Linked DNA regions of Homo sapiens: region 2 is linked to region 1. A link is a loop called in an ENCODE intact Hi-C map of the cell type or tissue named here. Cell type or tissue: heart left ventricle. All regions are shown on one strand. Each heading gives the region's core, and the rest is flanking DNA. Links, peaks and the distances in the headings are about the cores only.

What was found. Peaks named below come from ENCODE experiments on the same cell type or tissue, not always from the same donor. Only the 100,000 strongest peaks of a DNase experiment are listed, where the experiment ranks them.
Region 2: it touches region 1 in a loop (2.1-fold over the local background); 6 of 110 quality-filtered maps call a loop at or near these places.

Annotation. Positions count from the first base shown.
Region 1 is chr1:170,557,872-170,567,714 of GRCh38, reverse strand. It overlaps LOC124904453 (a long non-coding RNA gene), which reads right to left and starts at 197. Exons shown (of 2, transcript XR_007066728.1): 1 at 1-197. In heart left ventricle, for the core only: no CTCF peak of the experiment used is centred there; a DNase peak (open chromatin) is centred at 4,524; H3K4me3 peaks cover 299 bases; H3K27ac peaks cover 1,146 bases.
Region 2 is chr1:170,650,407-170,660,249 of GRCh38, reverse strand. It overlaps LOC105371610 (a long non-coding RNA gene), which reads right to left. Exons shown (of 4, transcript XR_922277.2): 2 at 4,792-4,842; 3 at 3,403-3,464; 4 at 1-51. Among named protein-coding and RNA genes, the nearest start is that of PRRX1, 8.8 kb to the left of the region's middle. In heart left ventricle, for the core only: no CTCF peak of the experiment used is centred there; no DNase peak of the experiment used is centred there.

The DNA.
Region 1 (9,843 bases), core at 2,643-7,642:
CTCAACGGAGCATTAGAAATCCATAATGGTACAGGACACATGGTTTCCATTATGCCAACGGAAAGCCTGTCCTAGCTGCTCTCGACTGTCTCTCTGGTGCACGACATCACAGCCTCTTCTTTGGAGAACTCGATTTTTAAAAATCTGGAGAAGTTCTTGGATTCAAATCAAAAAGGGATCTTTTAGGCTCTCAGATCTAGTTTCTTATTTGTATATATACAGAGAGAAAATGCTGATGGTATGGAGGCTTGGCATAGTCTCTGAGAGAGATTCTGTTAGAGGATTACTGACTTTAAATATCACTATCCTTTTGGGATTTCAGACTCCTCTGAGGCTGTTCACAGCCTGAGCCAGAATGGTCACGAGAGGCCTGGGAACAAACATGACATGCAACCTGAGGCAACAGCAATATGTTTATGACTTTGTTTCCTTCTCTTTTTTTCTTATTTTTTCTCTCTTTCCCTTTTTCTGTCCTTCCCTCTCTGCCTCCCTCTTCCTTCTTTCCTTCTTCTATTCCTCCCTCCCTCCTTACCGTCTTTTTTTCTTCTTCTTCAATACCTTTATTATTGATCTTTTGACTTTTCTTTTTGGGTTTTATAGTATATTCAGCATGCTAGCCCAGTGGAAAAGTTAATAAATATTTCATATTTTTAAAATGCCTTATTTCACTCCTTGTTTTTCCTAAGATTATTATTATTTTTACTCTGCTACTACTTATATCAGTGGGGAGTAGCAATTGAGGTTCATAGACAAATGGGTCAGCTCATATGTATGATAAATGGATCTTTCTATGCCATTGAGAATTATCTAGTAAGTAGGAAGACCAAGGACTCATGAGAAACCCATTCATCAAATCTTCTCACAGTGAAATGCCAAGAGATGTATGCGTAAGGCCTGTCCTGCAAAGAATTACAAGCTAGTGGATGGGGTAAAAACAGAAGAGAACCAATGTTTATTGAGTATCAAATAGTCACTAATCCTTTCAGTAAGCATACATTGAGTATCTACTATGTGCTAGGAACTCTTCTAGGTGCCAAAGATACAGCAGTGAACACAACAGACAAAACCTGACCGACTTACTTTGTAGTATAAACCCTAGGCATTTTTTTATGTAACTTTATTTGATACTCCCAAGAACTCTCTAAACTAGTTATTATTATTCTCAGTTTAAACATGAGAAAACAAAACTACAGATAGGTTAAATTACCAGTTTGTTAGGGAGAGAGCCTGGATTTCAAGCTAAATCTGCCTGACTTTAAAGCCTACATGCTTTCTATTACACCACATGGTCGTTAGAGATTAATGAAATCCTAAGAGATACCTATAGGGCAAGACAGAGTAGGGTAATTGCCAGTTGAGAAGAATCCAGATGAGTGATGCCTGGCAAAGGGCTGAGGCAGCCCAGGAGAATTTCTTGGAGGCCCTGAGTCTGAAGGATAGATGGAGCTTTGGCAAGAGAAGAGATAAAACAGGGCATACAAAGGTGCACAGACAGGTATGTCCATGGCTCATTTAGGAACAATGAGTAGAAATAGCTTAAATGAAAAGACATGGTCTCACAGGGGAGAATAGGGAGACAGAGAGAAGGGTCTGGGACAAATTGTGGTGTGTCTTAAACACTAGGGTTTGTACGGCATCCTGGGGCAGTAGAGAATGTGGAAGATGGGACTTAGACATTACGACAGTAAATGTCCTACTGCTTTATTACTACTAAAAGATGTTCCTCTTTCAAAGTTATCATTTACTTATTTGTGAAAGAGGATAATCTTGGACATATTTTTAGGTGACTTCAAAAATAACTAATAAAAACATTTGTAAATTGATGGACAAAGGACCAGCATATTATTAAATTTTCATGCTGGATATATTTTTTAATATCGATCAGATTCTTTTTTGGGCAGGCTTACTGTTCATACAACTGGATACATGAGTATTAAGCCAATAAAACGGGTTGAAGAATGTGAGAAATTTATCTACTACATGAAGTCATTGTTTCATATTTTTCTGAGGCTCCCAGTGGACTCTGAACACCAGATTTTTGTTACTCTCTGCTTTCCACATTGTACTTTCCCATGAGGAGATTCTTTTGATATCAGCATGGGGTATATGGAATTCTTTGGGGGTGAAAGGTGTACTTTCTATTATAGTAACTTTCAATTTAACTAGTGCATTTCCATGCAAAAACAAAAAACAACAACAAAAAAAAACTGCTATCAATGCAATAAAATTTGAAGGGACACACCGGATCTGTGTTTTAATTTTATTCTGGTGGGGTAAAGTTGCTGAGTAAATTTGTTGAGCAGCTGGAATTATTAAAGTCACACTAACATTGAAAAAAGAAGGTCCTGACATCAACATACTCGAAGATCTGAATAATTTTGGTCAGACTCCAGTTTTGAAATCCTTTGCTCTGACTTGTTCCTTCCTTCCTTTCCTTCTTTCTTCCTTCCTTTCTTTTTCTTTCTCTACCTTTTCTTTCTTTTTCTCTCTCTCTTTCTTCCTTTCTTATATTTTCTTTCTTTCTCTCTCTTTTCTTTTTCTTTTTCTTTCTTTCTTTCTCTCTTTCTTCTCCTTCTTTCTTTTCTTTCTCTCTCTCTCTTCTTTCCTTCCTTCCTTCCTTCCTTATTCCCTTCTCTTTCTTTCTTTCTTTCTTTCTTTCTTTCTTTCTTTCTTTCTTTCTTTCTTTCTTTCATCTCTCTCCCACACTGATTTGGTTTCTGGCTTTTCTCCTTTTTCTAATGAACCCAATTCTATGTGGATTTTTAAATTTCGCCTGCTATAGTGCAAACAGTTCCTGTGGTATAACCTTTAGGTCAATTCTTCAAGTATTATTTGCTTGGTCTGTTCAGGAAAAATAAAATCACTTTCTTCTGCCCAGATCCTATGTAATTGCATGAATGCTCTGATTTAGTTGGCTCTGCAAATTTATCCCAAGGTGCTTTGACTGCAAAGATGGAAGAGAATTCATTATACATTCCTTGCTGAAATAGTGACCTGCAAATAATGATGGGGAATCAACCTTGATCGCTGGACTTTTCCTTTAGTCTAATTTCTTCTGAACTTCAGACTGTAACTTTTTTTGACTGGATAGCCTAAGGACATACTGGAGTCTGACCAAGGGGGTGCACAGACCTGGATTTTCACACCATGAAGCTGGTAACAGTTTTGACTTCAATACCTTGAAAAGTAGGTGATTTCAATTGCCCTGTTTCCTTTCAGGGGAAAACGCTCTCTTTGCACCTAAACAGTCTTCCGGTGCTTTTGACTGACAAGCATATTGTTATGATTATGACTGGACTTCTTGACTCCTGCAGGGATAGCATTTAAAACTGCCTGAGACTGGCACAAATCAAAATATTCATCAACTTAAACTATGTCAGCTAAAATGGGAAAGCCAAAATTGTAGTGTTTTATATCATGTCAGAAGTCCATGAACACAGTGCAAAACCTCTTAACTGTTTCCTTGCCAAGAGAAAAGCCTTGTACGCTGCATAATCGAACTTATTTGGATTTTTTTTTTTTTCAAAATTACACCTGTCATGAAAATGCCTTGTGTTTCCCCTTTCATAGTGCCCATCAGTTTTTTGGGTTTGTTAACTCTTCCTTCCCATTCATTGATTCATTTGATCATTCAATGCACACTTTTGAATGCCTATTGTGTGCAGGGCACTGTGTTTGCCTTTGTGGAGAAAGGGAACTAAGTCCTTGCACACTATTTACTGGTGGTCTGCTACAAGGTAGAGATATATCCATAAATGGCTACAAAATAAGCAGTATAAAAAGCAGTATAAAATGTGGTATGTATAGATAAGCTGCCAGGATAGTTCAATAAATATGAAATCACTTCTACCCAGGCAATGGAAAGCTGAATATTGAAGGGATTGTCTGCCCAGCCTCCACTTTTTCTTTCCTCCATCAGTGGTGGGTACTTCATAGCCATTTTATAAAATGGGATCCTATCCTTCCCTACAAGGGGTCTCTCAGCTACAGTTAATTGATTATTGACCCTGTTGGCCCAATCAGAAGATCCATTAGAATCCAAATATCAGAACAAGAGATTTCAGTCTCAGCATGGCAGGACGAGGAGCATAAATTTAGGCCCTGTCTACAGAGGGGAAGAGAAAAGCCATGAAGAGAATGAACAAAGCCACCACGCAAAGAACAGAAACCAGAGGAAGCATGGTTCTGATAGAAATCCACAGCTTTGGTGCTTTCATGAAGCATGATCACATTTCTGTCTTAGACTCCAGTCCTTCCCGCTCCTTCTAGCACCTGCATTATATTTTCTCTGAGGGAAGTGGTGGGCAAAAATGAGTTGATTTCTATTACTCACATCCCAAAGAACCCTATCTAATGTGGAAGGCTTTGTAAGAAAGGAGGAAGACGAGTTCATTTCAATTTTACAGAGAATAAAAAAGAGAATAGAAATCCTAGTGTAACAGGATAATATTTTGATGTATTAACCAATGTGTTTTCCCCGTGATTTCCTGTTACCCTTGACCCTCCCCCATCCCGGCAGCTAGACCATGAGTCATTCCTTGCCTCAAGGGAGGGTTGTCACAGCAGAACCAGAGAACAAAAGAGACAAATTCTTGGCTTTCAAGTTTAAAAAGCTGAGCTTCAGGCTTCAGACAAAAAATATTTGGAAGAAGAAGATTTGATTAATTTGAGCCAATTTTTTCCCCTGCCCTCGTATGATAAAAATTCCCCTGGCTGGGATACAAGAGGCGATTCTAAGGCAAAGCAAGATGGTTAGATGCCGCTGAGTTCCTGGGAAGGGGCTCCTGCACTCTTCTGCTGCCCCTCCCCTTGCTGAGCCCTGGCCTGTGTGTGGGTTTTTCAGGTTCTGAGAATCAGGAGACCTGTGGCTTATTTCCTTGTTGGAATCTAGGAGATGGCAAACCTCAGAGAAATCCTCTATACTCAGCATTGGATCAGAGGAGCTGCCTGGTACATCTAGAGCAGAAGCGTCTAGGGTTTCCTCAGAGAGTTTTCTGTAATCTCAGAGTGGTAAGGGAGGTGAGCCTATTATTTTCTGGGACCTTGAGATGAGTGTAGAAGTGGCTGAGAGAGACCCAGACCTAGAGGAATCCTGCAGTCTGGTCTAAGGGATAATGAAGATGTAATCCACATGGGAATGGACTGAGTACTGGGTACCAGTGGTACTATCTACAGCTTAAAGGATGCAAGCCTGGAAAGATAACAACCAACAACCAAACCTGAGACACACCAAGGACCTTGAGTCATTCTGGGAAAGCAGCTTGGATACCCTCCGGGTAGCAATCTGAGCATGTTAGACCCACAGCTCTCTACTCTTTGCACTGAATACTTCCCCAAATGGAGACTCTGATTAGATAGTTTAGACATCATTTAGATATGGCATACACCTCTATGGGGCAGAGTTCCTGCTAATCACTCTAAGGATGGCTGGCCTCCCTTTTGGGTCAGCCTATATTTCACTGCCTGAAAGAACTTGCTGGAGTTCCTGATTCAACCCACTATGGCATATCAGTTTTTTTTTTTCTTTTAATTTTTTTTTTGAGTCAGAGTCTCTGTCTGTCACCCAGGCTGGAGTGCAGTGGCATGATCTGGGTTTACTGCAACCTCCGCCTGTAGGGTTCAAGCAATTCTTGTGTCTCAGCCTTCTGAGTAGCTGGGATTACAGAGGCACACCACCACACTTGGCTAAATTTTTTGTGTTTTTAGTAGAGACAGGGTTTCACCATGTTGGCCAGGCTGGTCTCGAACTCCTGACCTCAGGTGATCCACCTGCCTCGGCCTCCCAAAGTGCTGGGACTATAGGCATGAACAACTGTGACCGCCCAGCATGTCAGTTATTTATTGCTGCATTAAAAAACACCCAACACTTAATGTCTTTAAACAACAACCATTTTATTTGCTTCTGATCGTGGGGATAGAACAGAAGAACTGCCCATTTGATCCTAGCCCAATTCGCTGACGCACAGAATGGTGAGAAAATAAAATGGTTGTTGTTTTAAGCAACTCTTTTTCCTCAAAGTCATGCTGAGACATGGTTTTTATAGAGTGAAGTCATGCTTTTTAGGTGTATAGTTTTATGTAAGCCGTTGAGTTTTGGGGAAGAATTGGTACCTAGAACTGAGATGCTGTTGTAACAAAAATCTAAAACATATGTCTTTGGCTTTGGGACCAGGTAGCAGATAGAGGCTGCAAAAGCTGTGGGGAAACCGCTTGCAGAAAGATGGAAAGTGGGCAGCCCATATTATCCAATGGTGGAACAACTGGCAAAAAATAACGCCCATGATAACTCAGAAAATAGAAAATGTGCCTAATGAATTTCTGGCAAAGGAGATTTCTAGACGGAATAGTGATCATTTGAGTGCTTCTAGATGCATATCGTAAGGTACCATGAGAGAGATACTACAAAAACAGACAAAAATGTTTCAGTTTGCAAGCAGAATTTAAAGAAAATAGAGAGGGCTAAGACTTACTGGGTTGGAAAATAAAACTGTTTCTCATCCTTAGCCTTGCCAGCTGCTAGAAGATTGTGAAAGTAAGAAACAGGCTGAGGGTAAATTACACCAAGGGCGTGACTATAAGATCTTTTGTTAAGGCCTCAAAAATATTTAAGGTGGTGATGCCTTGAACTTCTCAGCCAGACAAAAGGGCTTCTAAGAAGCTTAGTGACTATATTAGTCAGCTTAGGCTACCATAATAAAATACCACAGGCTGGGTGGCTTAAACAACAAAAATTTATTTCTCACAGTGCTGGAGGCTAGAAAAATCTAAGATCAAGGTTCTGGCCAATTTGATTTCTGTTGAGCGCCCTCTTCCTGGCTTGCAGATGGCCACCCTTTCACTATGTCCTCATGTGGGGAGGTGTGTGTGAGCTCTCTGGTGTCTCTTTTTATAAGGATACTAATCCTATAGATCAACGCCCAGCCCTTATGACCGCATTTAAACTTAATTACCTCCTTACAGGCCCTATCTCCAAATATAGTCACATTGGGGATTAGGGATTCAACATGTGAATTTTGGTGGAACACAGCTCAGTCCACAGTGGAGGTATTGTTTCACAGCTGCCTAAAATAAATATGTCTTTGGGGTTATGAATGAACCCCACCAAGACTCTGTATTAGTCCATTTTCTTTTCTTTTCTTTTTTGTTTAAGATGAAGTCTTACTCTGTCGCCCAGGTTGGAGTGCAGTGGCGCGATCTCGGTTCACTGCAAACTCCGTCTCCTGGGTTCAAGTGATTCCCTTGCCTCAGCCTCCTGAGTAGCTGGGATTACAGGCATGTGCCACCACGCCCAACTAATTTTTGTATTTTTAGTAGAGATGGGGTTTCATCATCTTGGTCAGGCTAGTCTCGAACTCCTGACCTCGTGATCCGCCTGCCTTGGCCTCCCAAAGTGCTGGGATTACAGGTGTGAGCCACCGTGCCCAGCCATAGTCTGTTCACATACTACTATAAAGAACTGACTAAGACTGGGTAATTTATAAAAGAAAGAGGTTTAATTGACTCACAATTCAGCATAGTTGGGGAGGCCTCAGGAAACTGACAATCATGGCAGAAGGTAAAGGGGAAGCAAGGCACCTTCTTCACAAGGCAGCAGGAAGGAGATGTGCCAAGCGAAAGGGGAAGAGCCCCTTATAAAACCATCAGATCTCATGAGAACTCACTCATTGTCACAAGAACAGTATGGGAGGAACTGCCCCCGTGATCCAATTACTGCCAACTGGTCTCTCCCTTGACACATGGGGAAAATAAGGATTATAATTCAAGATGAGATTTGGATGGAGACATAATGCCTAACCATATCAGATTCAAAGACAATCTACCAAATTTTAAAAGAGTTGTATTGACAAAGCACCACCTGCTTGAACTAAAAGAGGAGACTTTACAAAATGAAAAAAGGCCTCAGGACCATCAAAAGTTTTTATGGTCAGGAAGCTGGCTGAGAAAGTTACTAAGTTGCAAACACGGATCATTCCTTGAGGAAAAAACAAAAACAAAAACAAAAAACAGATATCTCAGAGTGCAGAGCCAAGAATTGTGGAAAACCTAGAACTAGGTAACCACTCCCAGAAAGCAGAATTAAACCCAAATTACACTCACTGTCTCCAGAAAAGAGAGTCCTGACAATATGTCCCAGGCTAGATTTCAGGATGCTTCCCATTTGCTTCCTGTTCCTCTTCTTCTTTTTGTTGTTGCTATTTTATTTTTTTCAGACTGCATCTTAGTCTGTTGCCCAGGCTGGAGTGCAGTGGTGCAATCATAGCTCACTGCAACCTTAAATTATGGGCTCAAGCAATACTCTTGCTTCAGCCTCTTGAATATCTAGGACTACGTGTGTGCCACTATGCCCGGATAGTTTTATTATTTTAAAAACTTTCTGTAGAGATGAGTTCTCACTATGTTGCCCAGGCAAATTCATGGCCCCAAGTAATTCTTCTGCCTCAGCCTCCCAAAGTGCAAGTAATACAAGTGAGAGCCACTATGCCCAACTACCTTTCCTTTTAAAAAGGGACTGTCTCCTGAAGCTATCCTATTCCCCTCACCACTGTATATTGAAGTGTGGTGAGGACAGGTAAATTTTCATTTTAGTTCACAAGTTTTTAGACTAAGAGGAGTCACGTTGGCAGTTCGAAACCTGAGGTGCCTCATTCACATCTGGACTTGATTAGATGACGAAATCCTGGACTCCACATCTGAAACCAGAATGGGATGGATGAGGCTTTTTGGGGAGGCGGTGAATACATTTTTGTATTTGTAATGGATGTAAATGATTGTAACAAGGCAGCCAGCCGACTGTGGTAAATTGTTTGCAAAGATCACAACAATCCCTCTCATTCCTATATGAATGCCCCTTTGCAATGTGACTTTCCTACTCCTCCCATCAAGTTGTCAAGACTGTTTGTTCACCACTTGAATCTTGGCCAGTCCTATGACTTGCTTTCATCAGTGGACTGCAGCAAGTAATGTGATATGACTTCAAGAAGCCCTGCATCTCCTACTGTTGCCATCTTGGAACCCTGGGACCTCCATGAATAGAAGCCTGAGCTAGCTCCTTGAGACTGAGAGACTAAATGGAAAAAAAGATCTAGGTGACAGGCATCACCAACAGCCAGAATGTGAATGAGGCTGCCTTGGATCATCCAGCCCTAGGAAAGCCACCTGACTACTGCAATCACATGAGTGATCCCCAGCAAGATCAGCAGAACTTTCCAGCTGAATCTAGACCAAATTGCTGACCCACAGAACCATGAGCAAATAAAAGTGGTTATTGTGTCAAGACACTAAGTTATGCGGTGGTTTGTTATGCAGCCATAAACAACAGATATATGTGGCTAGAATGGCATAGTTGGTTTCCCTTCTCTAACAGCATGTTGCACCAGCAATAGGAACAGGACAGGTTGGGGTAATTTTCCTCAAATGGAGATTATCATAGTATAGGCAAAGGCTTCAGGAACTCATTTCTCAGCTCATGCACTAGGATATGATTTCAGGATGTCCTCAAGTCCTCTCCAGGCACACCATTCCCCAGTTCTCTCACCTGGTCTCTGATGCTTGGCATTTCTTTAGCTAGGGGCTAAAAGTTATACTACACAAATTAAAATACATTACTTTAAAATATTCCACTACATTAAAATGCAAACACTCTTGGGAGAAGTGATCTACTAACTTAAAATTTCCCCAAGATTCAAGTAACTGTCTTCAGATCTTCTCCAAAGAGCATATTTTGAAAGAAAGAGCACTGGCGCCCTGAAAGAGGGCTTAGGCTAAGAGAAGCCATTGTTTGCCTAGACTTTTGTCTAGAATACAGACCTGTCTTGTGCCATGGGAGACTAGTAGGACCACAGG
Region 2 (9,843 bases), core at 3,101-8,100, 92 kb before region 1:
CGCAGGGAGTTTCGAGGCAGGGTGGGCTGCGGGACGCGTTGGGACAGTCTCCTAGGAAGCAAATCACAAAGGCAAACACCCTGCAGAACTGATCCCCCCCACCGCCCCCCGGCTTTTCTTGCTTGTTTAAGTCTTTGTGGGTTTTTTCTTTTCCTTTTTTTCTATTAGCAATTACAAGTGGATTGGATCCACACTCTGATTATGTTTACACACATTTGTAATTTGTTGAGAGTCTGGATTGCAATTTTAAAAATCGGGATAACCCTTCAGGGAAATTCAAGACAGAGCTGATAATGCGTTCACCTCATAAACGACAAAAGGAGTGCTTGAGCTGGAGAAGGCGCTCCCGAAACCCTCCGAGCCAGAAGTGATGCTCTCCCCAGGGCACCCATAGGCAAGCCGGGAGCTCCTTCCCAGAGCGCCATAGGTCGCTGCTCCTAGCCTCTCCTTGACCTCCAGGCTCCAGGTCCTGCTCACAAGAGGGGTGGAGCAAGGGGGAAATTGAAGGACCAAAGTTCTCTGGGCTTGGCTCACGTTGTAGGAACCAGAAGGGCAAAGCACCCTGAGAATTTGAACGACCATCTGGCAGAAAGATGTCAGGAGAGGAGACTTGAGGAAGCTTTGGTGGACAGCACATACTCATCTCCCAAGCAGGCGGCAGGCTTGGCCTGGCATTTAGAAGGCCCGGGAGAATAGCCTGCTGTTGCCCCTGTAGTTCCTTAATCACTACTTTGCTTTCCCCATGTGACTTTTGGGGGTGGGAGAGAGAGCTGGAAAAAGAGAATTTCTAACTCAAAATCTCTGAACATGTGTAGGCCTTTCTTTGGCTTTAGCTTTGACTTCCATCCATCAATTATTATTTTTTGAAGTTTGAAGCCCTGCATGATGTAACTAACCAGAAACTTCTCCCTTATGACCCTTCCAGCATCTGAGACCCACTTTCCAACCATTCCTTCTGCCCTGCCTCCTTTACAATAACTCCTGTTTTTGAATTCATCCCTATGTAAGTGGGAGCAAAGCTGGATCTAGCAAGGAAACTTGCCAATAGATCAGACCAAGGTAGGAGAGAGGTTTGGTTCCCAGCCATGTGCCTTTGGGTGGTCTTATTAATAGTCAGGTTTGGTACTGATTACTGCCTAGGGTTTCCCTGGCACTGAAAGTTGGCAGAACTCTGCCTTATCTGGCTAGCAGAATGTCTCCCACCCTAAGCAATTTCCTCTCTGAGGTGGAAACCAGGGGTTGCACTCCCTGACATGTTAATAAACTAACATGATAATTAGGTGACAGGTCACAGGTTCCATGACACATAAAGAAGACAACACCACTCTCAGGCAAATAACATGCTGTGGGAATTAAAATGTTTTCCTTCTCATGGTTGACAATCTAGGACATATTCATTAGCAATGATACAGGGGAAAAGACAAATGCAAAATGGATTCTGCAGGGTTCCCATATTTTAATGTTTTTAGGAGTCTTTATGTCAGGCTTGAAAGGAACTCTCCTTTATCCTTCCAATTCTGATTCTTGTAATAATAAGTGTTATTTCAGGAGCATTTCTCCTATGCTCTATTCTTTATCCAATAGCCCCATTGAATTATTTTGAAATTTTATAATAATCAAAGGAAGTCAGACTAAAAATACATTTCCAAGTAATGAGCTGGTAATTGATCTGCTCTGTTATAGTCTGGGAAGCCCAATATATTCAGGTGGGACCTAGAATAGTTTCATTAAGCCCATCTGCTCCTCAAATCACTGGCTGGACACTGACTTTGCATATATCACTGAGGCAGCTTTAGCTAAAGACATCAGTGACATGCACATTTACAAATGCCGTAAGTATTCCTCATGCCTTATTTTGCTAAATGCTTCTGCTATAATTGATAGTGTTGAGCATCCTTTTTTTTTTTTTTTTTTTTGAATATTTTTCTCCTGGTCCTCTATTTCTCTGACCACTTATTTTGGTTTTCATAGTGTATTCCTTTTTCTCTGCTCACTCCTTAAATATTTATATTCTCTAGAATTCTGGTCTTCATTTTACTGTCTTTCAAAATAAATAGGTTGTTCTTAGAAGATATCATACTTTTTATGGGTTATGTCTTGGTCTGTTTTATGTTGCTATAAAAGAATATCTGATTGGGAGGCTGAGGTGGGCAGATCACAAGGTCAGGAGATCGAGACCATCCTGGCTAACACAGTGAAACCCTGTCTCTACTAAAAATACAAAAAATTAGCCAGGCGTGGTAGCAGACGTCTGTAGTCCCAGCTACTTGGGAGGCTGAGGCAGGAGAATGGCATGAACGCAAGAGGTGGAGCTTGCAGTGAGCCGAGATCTCGCCACTGCACTCCAGCCTGGGCAACAGAGCGAGACTCTGTCTCAAAAAAAAAAAGAATACCTGAGACTGGGTCATTTATAAAGAAAAGACGTTTGTTTAGCTCACGGTTCTGCAGGCTGAGAAGTTCAAGGATAAGTTCAAGTTCAAGTCCTGGCTTCTGGTGAGACCTATTCTGCTGCATCACAATATGGCAGAGAGGGTAAAAGGGGAAGTGGACATGTGTGAAGGGAGGGAAACCTTAGGGGCATCCCAGCTTATAACAACCCGCTCTCATGAGAATCCATTCTCCTGAGAACTGATTCACTCTTGTGAGAACAAGAATGTTTTTACTAATGCTAGAACAGCACTGAGCCATTCATGAGGGATCCACTGCCATAACCCAAACACCCCCCACTAGGCCCCACCCCCAACTCGCCCTCACTAGGGATCAAATTTCAACATGAGCTTTGGTGGTAACAAACAAACCATATCCAAACCACAGCAGTTAACTACCACCTGTTTGTCAATGAGTCCAAAATGTAAACCTTAAGCTTGTCCATCTACTTACTGTCATCTTGTGCAAACTGAGCAAGTTACCACTCCAAGCCTCAGCTTACCCATCTCTCAAATAATGCTAATTATGGCACCTACCATATATATTTGTGAAAATTAAGTAAGAATGCAGGCAATCAATTTATCACAGTGCTTAGCATATAGTAAGCTCTGAAGAAAAAAAAGATAGCTATCTCCTTGCTGGATCTGCACATTTATTGAAGAAACATAAATTTAAACTCTTGCCCCAGTAGTAAACCTAGGAATTATCCCAAATTCCTTCCTCTTTGATACCACCTCCAGGTCTGCCTATATTATCTAGCTAGCATCAATCCTGATGCAAAATAGCCAATAAATCCTTATGGAATTGGAACTGAAAATAAAGTAATACTGAAGGAGGTGAATAGGCAACACTATATGTGAATATGTATGTATTATATTTACAGTGTGTTCATATTATATAAACATAACAACAGTTAGTAGTCCAGGTGTCTTGCCAGATGCTTTCAGAGGAAATATGAGTATGCAGGTGCCATACCTTCTCTGTCTTGAGGAACCCAAATCTTATTCACCAGGCTGATTCAGATGTACCACAAATGGCTATTGAGAGGATTAAGAAAGAGAATAAAGGAAAAATGCCTTATCATAATCAATACTCAACAAATGTTAGTTCCCTTCCTCCACTCTTTACCTTATGCTCAGATTCTTCTGGGCTTCACAGGATAATAGGAAGCTTAATTCTTGCTATCTTCCTATTTTAGAAAAATCCTTTAAGGTTGGGCATATGCATGTAACTTAGATGCTTAAAAATGGGAATGGCTCTAGGCAAGCAGCAGCACACAGAGCTGTAAGATAAACCAATGCCAACCCCTCATTCCTTTGCAGGAAAAATTCATGCCTGGTAGGTTTTTTTGTGTCTCACTCTGAGAATTTGAGAACCTGCATACTCACCAGACTATTGGCCCTGAATAAGACATCTAAACTGAGATCCCAGACTAGGTTGGTGCCTCTGCAAGCTCTTCAACTTTTGGGCCCTGAAGCTCTGTTTCCAGGCCAGGCAGACGTGAGATGGAATCCAACAGTACAAATACAAAATTCTCTGGACCTGGGTAAGTTAGGCTGATTTGAAATGCATAAGGTCCTTCAGCTGACTTTGGGGCTTATTTATAGCATACCTGGTAGGTGTGCCACTTTAGATAACCTTCCTTGGCTTGCTGCTCCCATAAATCTGGAACCAAGTACAGCCCACTTCTCTGCTTGCTTTCCTCCCCTTCTACAAATCTCTAAATTTCTGAGCTTGTCTCTCTCTTTTCTCCCAGATCTCCACTTTTTCTATAATGCTAGCTCACAGGTAAACATCCAAACTGGTTACAACTTCTTTTGTCCCTTTATACCTGTTAGGTTAGGTATATATTTTACCCTAATTTTTCTTGTTTTTATCTTGTTAAAGACACCCGGATCTGCCTTATTTCAAGTTTTTCTCCACAGTAATTTCACAAAATTTCAGAGACTTTTTTTTCTTTCCTGCCTCAAAGTGATGCTTTGAGATAATGTGTATGTGAGGAACTCAGTGTAAAAGGTATGAGTGTATATAGGACCAGTTACATTTGTCATTACAATTACAGTTGTCATTCTTTCCTGACATTCTTTTCTTGCCTTTATCACTACAGAAAAGAAGTAAGGATTTATATGGTGGAAATAAGAAAACTAACTTTTATTAAAAAGTCTAAAATACTGTGTTATATCAGCACTTTGCAGATCACAAACCTATTAATTCCACATTTTGTTAAGTCACCATTCACCTCTTTATACAATACATACCTTTGTCTTTCATGAACCTGGTACCCAGCTCTGCATTTAAAGCACCAAAACTACCTATCTCCGAAATACATACTGGAGAAAAAAAACACTTCCTTTTGCTACTTACCCTTTTATTCTTTCCTCTTTCCTGATTTGTTCTTTTGAGCATCATCTGCTCCTTTAAATGAAAAGTCAGAATTATTTCCTTCAAAATATGAAAAGAGATTTAGTGACCTCTCTAATACTCATTACTATTGTGTGTCTCAGTCTCCATTAAAAATTATTACACAGGATCAAAGATATCAACATTTATATTCTATTTTGGACCAAATGACATAAAGTAGTAGTTCACCATTAATCTTTAACCATTACCAGACACTGTGTTACATCCTACTTTGTCCCTAATGTGGTGTAAAGACTAGAGGCTTTAGAGGCTTTGAAAGTTTATTCTTTGTTTCTAACTCTTTAAAGAAATTTTGAGCAAGTAACTTAGTTCCTCTGAGTCTCACACTTTGAGTCTCAGAAGCTCAAAGTACATCTGAAAGAAAAGTAAGGCCGGGAGCGGTGGCTCAAGCCTGTAATCCCAGCACTTTAGGAGGCTGACAGGGGCGGATCACGAGGTCAGGAGATCAAGACCATCCTGGCTAACATGGCGAAACCCCGTCTCTACTAAAAATACAAAAAATTAGCCGGGCGTGGTGGCGGGCGCCTGTAGTCCCAGCTACTCGGGAGGTTGAGGCAGGAGAATGGCGTGAACCCGGGAGGCAGAGCTTGCCATGAGCCGAGATTGTGCCACTGCACTCCAGCCTGGGTGACAGAGCGAGACTCCATCTCAAAAAAAAAAAAAAGTAAGATAACAAGTAAGACCTAACATAGTGCCTGGCAAGTAATAAATACTCACTAAAATTTAGTTCAGAAATTCTTTTGGCAATGATGTAGTAGCTTATAGCAGAAGAGTAGTGCTCCCTGCAAAAGCAACTTAAGAACCTAAAAATATTTATATCTTCCTCACTTCAAATATCAGACACCTGCCAAGGCGATCAAGACTTGAGCAACTGTATATTCCAGACAAGGATGCTCTGAGGTAAGTCAGACTTGTTTCATTCCATTTTTATCCTTGGGTTATCGGCAGCACTTTGGAATAAAACAAGAGACTGAAAAAAGAGATAGTATTTGTTTAAAAAAGGAGAACAGTAGAGATTTATGCAACTGTATGGCCTTGGAGGAAGAGAAATTGGAGTTTGGTATTGATGAGATTTTATAGAGAAGGGAGGCTGAGACAAATGAGACCAACATTCACATCAGTCTTCCCCACAAGGTATTAGCCAATTAAGCTGCGTAAGCAAAAGGCTAAGAAGCAGAACATAATGTGAATAATGGCAAATCAGAGATTTTTGCAACTTGACAATACTAAGGAGACAAAAACTGAAGTTCATGTCAAAGAGAAGAATCCGTAAGAAACACTCCAGGCTCTCTGTTAGAAGTCCTGGAAAGCTACACCCTATGAATGCAAAAAAATTGCATGTAGACCGAGCCTTAGAAAGACTGAGTTTAGTCCCAGGTTGGATTGAGCTAATCTGCCTCTCTGTTGCCTTTCAAGATAGGTTGAATCCTCTCTGGAGAAATATAGCACTAGAGTCTTTTTTTTTTTTTTTTTTTTTTTTTTTTTTTTTGAGACAAAGTCTTGCTCTGTCGCCCAGGCTGGAGGGCAGTGGTGCGATCTCAGCTCACTGCAACCTCTGCCTCCCAAGTTCAAGCGATTCTACTGTCTCAGCCTCCCAAGTAGCTGGGATTACAGGTGCCTGCCACCACACCCAGCTAATTTTCATATTGTTAGTAGAGACAGGGTTTCACTCTGTTGGCAAGGCTGGTCTTGAACTCCTGACCTAAAGTGATCCACCCACCTCAGCCTCCCAAAGTGCTGGGATTACAGGCATGAGCCACCAAATCTGGCCTAGAATCATTTTAATGTTTACACAAAATGTCCAACATTTGATAAAAATAACAAAAAAAAGGCACCAAAAAATCTAGTGTATTAAAAAATTAGACCAAGACAAGCAATACACAACACACATGGACTAATTAACATAATCAAAGTAATAAATGATAAGATGAGAATTTCACAAGAAAACATGCAACTATAAGAATCAAATGAAATGTTCTAGAACTAAAAAATGCAAAAACTGAACTTAATTCAAGAGATGAGTTTATCAGGATATGTGACACAGCTCAAGAGGGAATTAGTGAGCTGGAAAATAAATAGGTCAGGAGAAAAGACTGAAGCAGAGAGCAAAAATAATGAGAAGTATAGAAAAAACAGAAGAGATATATATGATAAGATATAGACATATGGATAATATCTAGCATCCACGTAGTTGAATTTCAGAAGAAGAATAAAGAGAGGATGGGGGAAATTTAAATAAATTGGGTTTGATTAAAATTTGTCCAAAGTTGATGGAAGACATCAAGTCACTGATTCAAGAAGCTCTTTAAACAACAAGATGAATAAATACAAATAAAAGAAAATGATACCTACATACATCATAATAAGACTGGTGAGATACAAACAAAACACAAACAACAAAAAGGAAAAATTTTTAAATGGCCAGAGAAATAAAGATATTTTGGCCCCAAAGTAGCAAAAGCAAAACTTTAGGCTGACTGCTCAACAGAAACAATGAAAGCCAGAGACAATGGGATGACATTTTTTAAGTACTGGAAACAAATAACTGCCCTCCTGAAGTTCTATGCCTAGTGAAAGTATCTTTGTTAAAACAAAATGAAGATAGTTTCAGACAAAGTAAAACTTGAGATCAATTTGCTACCAGCAAACTCACACTAAACACAGTTTCTAAATGATTTTACCTAGAAACATAGAAATTCAGGAAGAAATAAAGTGCAAAATAAATGGCAAATATGTCAGTAAGTCTGAATGAATATTGACTGTAAAAATAATGATAACAATAATGTCTTATGGTCTAAATACACTAATTAAAAAACAAGAAACATCATGCTGCTACAGATTGCTACAAGAGCTACTCCTTAAATATAAAGAAAAAGAGAAGTTAAAAGCAAAAGAATGAGAACATTTTGTGAAAAGATCAGCAAAACAAAGAATATGAGTACCAGAAAAGATAAGCTTAAAAGGAAGAAACAATTTTAGACATGAAAAAGGACATTTAATAACAACAAATAAAGTGAATGTTATAGGAAAACATTACAATTAAACTTTGTATGCATCTATTAGTGTGGCTTCCAAAAATAAATATTAAAAATTAGATGAACCAAGAGGAGAAATATACAAAACCATAATTATAGAGAATATTTAATATATCTTTCTCCATAACACAAAAAAAAATTATTAAAAAGAGGGGAGGTCTGAAAAATACTTGGCCTAGTTGACACATATGGAACACTGAAGTCAACTATGACGAACTATGTATATTTTTTCCAAATGCATAGATAACATTGACCAAAATGTTAATGACTATATGCACTGTGGTTTGAATGTTTGTCTCTTTCAAAACTCATGTGGAAACTCAGTCCCCAGTGTAACAGTATTAAGAGATGAGAACTTTAAAATGTGATGGGGCCTTTAGAAAGGTTATGAGGGCTCTGTCCTCATCAATGCATTAATAGGTTTGCAGGAATGGGTTAGTTATCATGAGAGGGGGTCTGTTATTAAAGCCAGTTTGGCTGTCTCTAATAAGCTCCCTTGCCATGTGATGCCACCTTGGGGGCTCTAAAGAAAGTCTCTACCAGTAATAGGGCTCTCGCCAGATGTGGCTCCAAGAACTTGGACTTCCCAGTCACCAGAACTATGAAAAATAAATTTATTTTCGTTATAAATTACCCAATCTCAGGTATTCAGTTGTAGCAACAGAAAATGGACTAAGGCAGAAAAATATATGCAGAGCCATTAAATGAGTCTCAAAATTATTCAAGGCATTGAAACTAGTCAATTAAATGCTCAAGCTAGAACTCAAGTGTAAAATAAAGACATAATCAGATGAGATAACCAGAAGATTCCAGTATGCTTGGAAATTAAGCTATTTTATTCCATAAACTATTTATCAAAGAAGAAATTTAAATGGAAGCTAGAAACATTTTGGACTACACAGTGAAAATCCTACATATCCAACATATAGAATGCATCTAAGGATATTTCTGATGGAGATTTTATAGTGTTATAGTCTTAAGCTATATTAGAGAAAAAAGGACTGAAAACTTGTGATTCAAGTATCTATCTCAAAAACATAAAAAACTGAAGATTAAACACTAATAAAGTAGAATAAAAGAAACAATAAAGATGAACTGAAACTAATAAGATAGAAAAAAAAGGAGGTACAATGGAGAAAGTCCACAAAGCTAAAAGCAGATACTTCGAATAGACCAAGAAAATCAGTAAGTTCTTTGCCAGTCTAAGAAAGAACAAAAGAGAAAAAAAATGAATTATCAATATTGGGGTAAAAAAAGGGGAATCAACACAGATCTCTATGTATTAAATACATCTTAAGAGAGTAATTATGTTTTCATTCAAATAAATTTGAAAATTCAGAAGAAATGTACAGATTCTTTAAAAACAGAATTTAATGGCCGGGCACGGTAGCTCACGCCTGTAATCCCAGCACTTTGGGAAGCCGAGGCGGGCGGATCACCTGAGGTCAGGAGTTCGAGACCAGCCTGGCCAACATGGTGAAAACCTGTCTCTACTAAAAATACACACACACACAAAATAGCCAGGTGTGGTGTCAGGCACCTGTAATCCCAGTTACTTGGGAGGCTGAGGCAGGAGACTCGCTTGAACCCGGGAGGTGGAGGTTGAAGTGAGCTGAAATGGCGTCATTGCACTCCAGCCTGGGCGACAGAGTGAGACTCCTCAAAAAAAAAAAAAAAAAAAAAGCCGGGCTTGGTGTATCACACCTGTAATCCCAGCACTTTGGGAGGCCGAGGCAGGTGGATCGTGAGGTCAGAAGATGGAGACCATCCTGGCTAACATGGTGAAAACCGGTCTCTACTAAAAATACAAAAATTAGCTGGGCGTGGTGGCGCGCCTGTAGTCCCAGCTGTTCCGGAGGCTGAGGCAGGAGAATCGCTTGAACCCGGGAGTCAGAGGTTGTAGTGAGCCAAGATCTCGCCACTGCACTCCAGCCTGGCGACAGAGTGAGACTCCGTCTCA